2 separate regions of the Homo sapiens genome follow, and region 1 is linked to region 2. Evidence: read pairs that join two places in POLR2A ChIA-PET (ENCODE). Cell type or tissue: MCF 10A. All regions are shown on one strand.

The links. ChIA-PET counts read pairs that join two places held together with the same protein. Peaks named below come from ENCODE experiments on the same cell type or tissue, not always from the same donor. Only the 100,000 strongest peaks of a DNase experiment are listed, where the experiment ranks them.
Region 1: POLR2A ChIA-PET joins it to region 2 with 5 read pairs; 4 of 35 experiments call an interaction of 5 or more read pairs at or near these places.

What each region holds. Positions count from the first base shown.
Region 1 is chr17:1,579,361-1,583,360 of GRCh38, reverse strand. It overlaps SLC43A2 (solute carrier family 43 member 2), which reads left to right. Exons shown (of 14, transcript NM_152346.3): 11 at 25-157. Among named protein-coding and RNA genes, the nearest start is that of PITPNA, 19 kb to the right of the region's middle. In MCF 10A, no CTCF peak of the experiment used is centred here; no DNase peak of the experiment used is centred here.
Region 2 is chr17:1,980,015-1,984,014 of GRCh38, reverse strand. The region is part of intron 1 of RTN4RL1 (reticulon 4 receptor like 1); the gene reads left to right. Among named protein-coding and RNA genes, the nearest start is that of RTN4RL1-AS1, 36 kb to the left of the region's middle. RefSeq lists enhancers at 97-938, 939-1,780. In MCF 10A, no CTCF peak of the experiment used is centred here; a DNase peak (open chromatin) is centred at 2,324.

The DNA of each region.
Region 1 (4,000 bases), 400 kb after region 2:
CCTGCACGTTCTGTGTCTCCACAGAGGCGAGAAGAAAAAGAAGAAGCGGGACCGGCAGATCCAGAAGATCACTAATGCCATGCGGGCCTTCGCCTTCACCAACCTGCTGCTCGTGGGCTTTGGGGTGACCTGCCTCATTCCCAACCTGCCTCTCCAGGTGGGTGTGGGGAGTGGGAGGGGCAGGTGGGAGGTGGGGCAGTCAGAAGGAACATGTAAAGACTCAAAAGTGTGTAATGTTTCATGGAAGCCATCAACAAAGCGGATGACTTTCTTTATTTTTTTGAGACAGAGTCAAACTCTGTTGCTCAGGCTGGAGTGCAGTGGTGTGATCTCGGCTCACTGCAACCTCAGCCTCCTGGGTTCAAGCGATTCTCCTGCCTCAGCCTCCCGAGTAGCTGGGATTACAGGTGCGCACCATCACGCCCAGCTAATTTTTGTATTTTCAGTAGAGATGGGGTTTTGCCATGTTGGCCAGGCTAGTCTCGAACTCCTGACCTCAGGCGATCCACCCGCCTTGGCCTCCCAAAGTGCTGGGATTTTACAGGTGTGAGGCACCGTGCCCAGCTCAGATGATGACTTTCATTCATTCCACTCAACCGAGCAGCCCACCAGCCCTTTGTTATTTGCGGAGGGCCTGTTCCCTGCCAGGCTCTGTGCTTGCTGCTGCAGGTGAGCTGGACACCTGGATTGTCTTCTGCAAAGGGACTCCTCCCCGGAAGGCATGTCTTGGTTTTGGGGGCGTCTTGCATAACCGTGGATACCACCATCATGCCATTTCCCGGAAGTGTGTGGGGTCGCTGTAGAGTTCCTTGTTTTGTATCGGCTCAAGCAGCTGGAATCTGACGTCCAAAGAGATCTGGCCAATCTGTGGTGTTGGTGGGAGCATCTGCTCCCCTGTCACCAGAGTCTCACGGGGTTTCTACACTGAACAGAGTGGAGGAAGACCTTGATGGTGGCTTCATATCTGGATTCAAAAGCTTCATTCCAGGCCGGTGGCTCATGCCTGTAATCTCAACACTTTGGTAGGTGGAGGCAGGTGGATTGCTTGAGCTCAGGAGTTTGAGACCAGCCTGGGCGACTTGGTGAAACCCTGTCTCTACAGAAAATATAAAAGTTAGCTGGGCATGGTGGCACACTCCTGTAATCCCAGCTACTCGGGAGGCTGAGGCAGGAGAATCATTTGAACCTGGGAGGCGGAGGTTGCAGTGAACTGAGATCGCGCCACTGCACTCCAGCCTGGATGACAGAGTGAGACTCTGTCTCAGAAAAAAAAACCAAAAAAAACCAAAACACTTTGGGAGGCTGAGGCAGGTGGATCACGAGGTCAGGAGTTTGAGACTAGCCTATCCAAAATGGTGAAACCCCGTCTCTACTAAAATTACAAAAATTAGCTGGGCGTGGTGGCACATGCCTGTAATCCCAGCTACTCAGGAGGGCTGAGGCAGGAGAATTGCTTGAATCCGGGTGGCAGAGGTTGCAGTGAGCCGAGATTGCGCCACTGCACTCCAGCCTGGGCGACAGAGTGAGGCTGTGTCTCAAAAAAAAAAAAAAAAACTGAATTTCTTTGCCAAACTTTTGAGGCTTCTGGAACCTGATTTTTGACAGAGATTTTGAGTAAGGTGGCCCTTGTCACCTGCCTGGCTCCACCCACTGGTCTGTGAAAGTGGTCTAGCAGTAGGTTTTGGCCCAATCCCTAAATTTACAAATGGTGGAGGGACGCAAGTGTGGCTTTTCCTTCCAGAGAGGTGTAGCCTGAGTCCAGATGGCATCTTGGGTCAAGTCCAGGAGGGAAGTAAGAGTCCCTCCCTTTTTACAGGAGGCCTTGAGGTACGTTGAACACCCAGGTGTGCCCCACCGTGGGAACTGTTGTGTGTACGTGCCAACACTGGGCGTGCAGAGCGCAGCGGGCCGTGGAACATTTGTGCCGGCCCCAGGGGGTGCTGCATCCCTCCGGCCCTCCCTGGCCTCCTGGGCTGCTTTCTCTGCAAGACTGGCAGACCTTTGCCCTAACCGCCTTGTCCAGTCGAGGGGCAGTGCTCAGTGGGGACAGTCATCTTTTTGTTTTATGTAGGTCTCACTGAAAGAAAAGTTGTAAAAAGGCAACAAGGCATTTGAGGTGGGGAGGCCTGCACAGCGTGCGTGTGTGTGTGTGTGTGTGGGCACTGGGCACAGCCCTCTTTCAACACTGCCAAGAGCAGCCCCTGCCCCCCCACCACCCACATTCCTGGGAACAGGTCCTGGCTGCTGAGCGGGATGGCAGGGCTGTGTACAGAAGACAAGGCGACCACAGGGACCTGGTGGCCAAGAGGATGGCTCTTAAAAAGTGCCTCTCGGAGTTGGCGGAGTCCGCCAGCAGCAGCCTTCCTGGGCAGGGGGCCTCCCACAGACAGCGACAGAACTTTACTAGGACCAGCCTGGGCAATATGGCGACACCCTGTCTCTACTAAAAATAAAAATTAGCCAGGTGTTGTGGAGTGCACCTGTAGTCCCAGCTACTCAGGAGGCTGAGGTGGGAGAATCTCGGCTCACTGCACCCCGGGAAGTTGAGGCTGCAGTGAACTGAGATTGCACCAGTGCACTCCAGCCTGGGCAACCGGAGTGAGACCTTGTCTCAAAAAAAAAAAAAAAAAAATTAGCCGGGCCTGGTGGCACATGCCTGTAATCCCAGCTACTCAGGAGGCTGAGGGAGAACAATCGCTTGAACCCAGGAGACAGAGGTTGCAGTGAGCCGAGACCACACCACTGCACTCCAGCCTGGGGTGTAGAGCGAGACCGTCCCAAAACAAAACCAAACAAAACAGAACAAACCACAAAAAGAAAACAAAACAAAAAGCGAAGAAACACTTCACGAGGGAGGTGAGAGGGCAGCCACCTGCTGGGAGGGCCGGGTGACCAGGCTTGGGAGACCCTGGAGCACAGTCCGAGGTGGGCAAAGGCAGCTCGAGGCCGTGGTCAGCAACCTCTTGCTCAGTGCTGTGCCCATACACGTCTGTCAGCAGGGCCCTGGTTCTAGTGTTTGCCGACTTCCACGGTGCACATGCACTCACCGTGGCTGATTTCCAGCTGCCCATGTGTTGCCACTGACTGTGGAACTGGAGAGTCACAGTGACACGTGGTATTTCTACAGTAGATGTGAAAAGCCTGGCCGGGCACGGTGGCTCACGCCTGTAATCCCAGCACTTTGGGAGGCCAACGCGGGTGGATCACCTGAGGTCAGGAGTTCGAGACCAGCCTAGTGAAACCCCGTCTCTACAAAAAATACAAAAATTAGCCGGGCTTGGTGGCATGCACCTGTAATCCCAGCTACTAGGGAGGCTGAGGCAGGAGAATTGCTTGAATCCAGGAGGCGGAGCTTGCAGTGAGCCGTGCCACTGCATTCCAGCCTGGGCTACACAGCAAGACTCTGTCTCCAAAAAAAAAAAAAGGAAAGCCTGATGCGTGCACAGGCTCTAGTGAACCAAGTAAAATAATTAGGAAGGGATGAGGTTTTCCATGGTTTTGTTCGTTCATTTTGTTTTTTTTTGAGACAGGGTCTCACTCCCATCAGCCAGGCTCGAGTGCAGTGGTGGGATCTTGGCTCACTGCAGCCTTGACTTCCCGAGCTCAGGTGATCCTCCCACCTCAGCCTCCTGAGTAGCTGGGACTACGGGCACGTACCACCAAGCCCAGTTAATTTTTATATTTTTTTGCAGAGATGGGGTCTTGACATGTTGCCCAGGCTGGTCTGGAACTCCTGGGCTCAAGTGATCCTCCCAGGCCTCCCAGAGTGTGGGGATTACAGGTGTGAGCCACTGCACCAGGCCAGGAAGTGATGAGTTTTCAGAGTTTTGAGTATTCATTACCTTTACTTTAATATAATTTATTTATTTAGTCATAAATTTATGTAATTTTTTTTTTTTTGAGACAGAGTCTAGCTCTGTCACCCAGGCTGGAGTGCAGTGGTGCTATCTCGGCTCACCGCAACCTCCGCCTCCCCGGTTCAAGCGATTCTCCTGCCTCA
Region 2 (4,000 bases):
TTCCTCGGCCTCAGGGCTCCGGCCAGCCCTTATTCCAGCCTGGTTCTACCAGGGGAAACCAGCTTACATGTCCCAGCCGGGAGGGAGCAGGGTTCCGATCCGGATTGGGTGGAGCCTAAAGGTTTTGTGGACCCCGTTATGAAAACGAGTCATGAGTACGGAGTTAGGTTCAGGACCCGGCGCCGTGGCTCACACCTGTAATCCCAGCACTTTGGGAGGCTGAGGTGGGAGGATTGCTTGAGCCCAGGAGTTCGAGACCATCCTGGACACACTGGGTAAGACCCCGTCTCTACAAAAAAAATAGAAAATGTTAGCCAGGCATGGTGGTGCCTGCCTATGGTCTTAGCTGCTTGGGTAACTGAGGTGGGAGGATCGCTTGAGCTCAGGAGTTTGAGACCATCCTGGACACACCTGGTAAGACCCCGTCTCTACAGAAAAAATAGAAGCTGTTAGCCAGGCGTGGTGCTGTGTGACTATGGTCTCAGCTGCTCGGGTGGCTGAGGTGGGAGGATCGCTTGAGCCTAGGAGGCGAAGGCTGCAGTGAACCTCGTTCCCGAATTAGGTGCAGCGTCTTGGGAAGGGCTTGCGGATGTTTTGTTAGTATCACTGTCAATTGGCCCCCGCTGGTGTCATTACTGGACAAGTATCCTCAGAAGAATGTGAGGTCTCGGCCAGGTGTGGCGGCTCACGCCTGTCATCCCAGCCCTTTGGGAGGCTGAGGCAGGTGGATCACTTGAGGCCAGGGGTTCAAGATCAGACTGTACAACATGGTGAAACCCTGTCTCTACTAAAAACACAAAAATTAGCCGGGTGTGGTGGCGGGTGCCTGTAATCCCAGCTGTAATCCCAGCTACTGTAATCGCTTGAACCTGGGAGGTGGAGGTTGCAGTGAGCCGAGATGGCGCCATTGCACTCCAGCCTGGGTGACAGGGCGAGACTCTGTCTCAGGAAAAAAAAAAAAAAGAAGAAGAAGAAGAATGTGAGGTCTCAGCATAGCTCCACCACCAAATGGCCCCCCAGAGGCACTTGCCCAGTTTGCGGGTTGCTGCCCTGCGGGGTGCCTGAGAGAGAACTGGGGAAAACCCAGCCCTTCAAGGAGCTCACAGCAAAGGGAGCCCAGCCTGTGGCACACAGTGACTGTCAGCCGCTGCCCCTCCCTGAGGTTCGCTTTACCTCCTGCTCAGCCACCCCATTCCTCCTTCCTCTGGGTCAGCAAGTTGTCGAACTTTCCTCACTCCATTTTCAGGGTTACCCAGCAACCTGGAGCTGTCGGGGAGCCTGGCGGTCCACCTCCATGCAGGAGGGGAGGGCTTCCTGCACGGCGTCGAGGGCCCGGTGTTTGTGGAACTGCCCCTTCCCAGAGTTTCTTTTCTTTTCTTTTCTTTTCTTTTCTTTTCTTTTGAGACGGAGTCTCGCTCTGACCCCCAGGCTGGAGTGCAGTGGCGCGATCTCGGCTCACTGCAACCTCCGCTCCCTGGTTCATGCCATTCTCCTGCCTTGGCCCCCCGAGTAGCTGGGACTACAGGCGCCCGCCACCATGCCTGGCTAATTTTTTTTTGTATTTATAGTAGAGATGAGGTTTCACCGTGTTAGCCAGGATGGTCTCGAACTCCTGACCTCGTGGTCCGCCCGCCTCGGTCTCCCAAAGTGCTGGGATTACAGGCGCGAGGCACCTCGCCCGGCTTCCTCTTCTCTTCTCTTCTCTTTTCTTTTTGAGACAAAGTCCTATTCTGTTCACCAGGCTGGAGTGGAGTGGCGTGATCTCAGCTCACTGCAACCTCCGCCTCCTGGGTTTAAGCGATTCTCCTGCCTCATCCTCCTGAATAGCTGGGATTACAGGCACTCTCCACCACGCCCAGCTAATTTTTGTAGTTTTTAGCAGAGATGGGTTTTCACCATGCTGGCCATGCTGGTCTGGAACTCCTGACCTCAGGTGATCCACCCGCCTCGGCCTCCCAAAGTGCTGGGATTACAGGCGTGAGCCACCGTGCCGGCCAGTTTCAATACATAAATACTCACTCTTGTGTTACAGTTGCCTGCCGTGTTCAGCACAGGCACGTGCTGTGCAGGTTTGTAGCCTAGGAGCAGTGGGCTATCCCATATAGCCTAGGTGTGCGGTAGGCTCTAGCATCTAGATTTCTGTAAGTATACTCTATGATGTTTGCACAGTGAAATGGTCTGATGATACATTTCTCAGAACACACCCTGTCATTAAGTGATGCATGACTGTGCTTGTTGGGTACAAGCTGTGTCCCAGACACTGCACTGTGGGTTCTAGAGCTTCCTGGGAGAACAGCAGTCCAGGCTGAGGCACACAGCTCCCAGGGCAGTGTGTACCAGCACGTCAGCCACAGCTCAGGCTGGAGCAGGCTCAGCTGGAAGGAGGCAGTGACTCGTGTGAGGCTGCTCAGGGTGGACCAGGTCAGCCTATCTGCACACGAGGCAGCCACAGGGCATGAGGGAGGGAAGACCTCAGCACAGCCAATCTGCACACGAGGCAGCCGCAGGGCAAAAGGGAGGGAAGGCCCAGCAGTCCCCTTTCCCTAAAGTCTCTGGAAAGCAGAGTTATGCAAAGAAAAAAATACCAAGATGGAGTCAGCTTCATTTCTAGGTTTTTGTTGTTGTTGTTTTTGGAGACAAGGTATCACTCTGTCACCCAGGTTGGAGTTGCAGTAGCACGATCACGGCTCACTGCAGCCTTGACCCCCAGAGCTCAAGTGATCCTCCCTCCTCAGCCTCCCAGGTAGCTGAGACTACAGGTGTGCACTACTATACCCAGATAATTTTAAATTTTTTTGTAGGGACGGAGTCTCCTTATGTTGTCCAGGCTGGTCTTGAACTGGGCTCAAGTGATCCTCCCTCCTCAGCCTCCCAAAGTGCTGCCAATGTCCTAGGCACGAGGCTCCCAGGAAACTGCTGGCCTCTTGCACTGTGACTCCCTGTGGGTCACAAGGGGCTCCTGTGGAGCACTTTACCCCATCAGTGCCTCCTGCCTGATGAGTGTGGCTCCAGGAAGCAGCCAGGGACAGGGGCCAGTTTTGGCCCCCTGGGAAACTCTGCTCCACTTCTTTTTTTTTTTTTTTTTTTTGAGATAGAATCTCACTCTGTGGCCCAGACTGAAGTGCAGTGGTGTGATCTCCGCACACCGCACTGCCACCTCCTGGGTTCAAGTGATTCTCCTGCCTCAGCCTCCTGAGTAGCTGGGATTACAGGCTACACCACCACACTCGGCTGTTTTTGTGTATTTTTAGTAGAGACGGGGTTTCTCCATGTTGGCCAGGCTGGTCTTGAACTCCTGACCTCAGGTGATCCGCCCGCCTCAGCCTCCCAAATGCTCCACTTTGATAAGGATTTAAATAGGTTGCTGAGCGGGCCCATGAATTAATCTCTTGTGTTTGTTTATTTATTTTTACTATAAAAGTAATATATGTCATCTGTGGAAAGTATGAAAAGTACAGAACGCTATAAAGAAGTGGGAGGGAGGCAAATACCCAGGGCAGAGCCAAGCACCACTGTTAGCATGTGAACATGTTTGCTCTCCACCGAATAGCCGAAGCTTTTAAAAAGCCCCATGGAAACATTAGTGTCAAAAGCTGCCTGGGATCCTATGGAATTGGAATTTGTCTTTTTAAGAAAACATATCAGGCCAGGCATGGGGGCTGATGCCTGTAATCTTAGCGGTTTGGGAGGCCGAGGCAGGCAGATCACTTGAGCCCAGGAGTTCCAAACCAGGCTGGGCAACATAGTGAGGTCCTGTCTCTACTAAAAAAAAAAAAAAAAAAAATTAGCTGAGCGTGGTGGCACGAGCTTGTAGTCCCAGCTACTTGGGAGGCTGAGGTGGGAGGATCACCTGAGCCTGGGAGGTCAAGGCTTTGGTGAGCCGTGATTGTGGCACTGCACTCCAGGCTGGGCGACGGAGTGAGGCCCTGTCTCAAACAAAAAAGAAAAGAAAAGAAAAAATATATCTGAGCCAAGTGGATTAGGAGTGCTGGGATTTTAA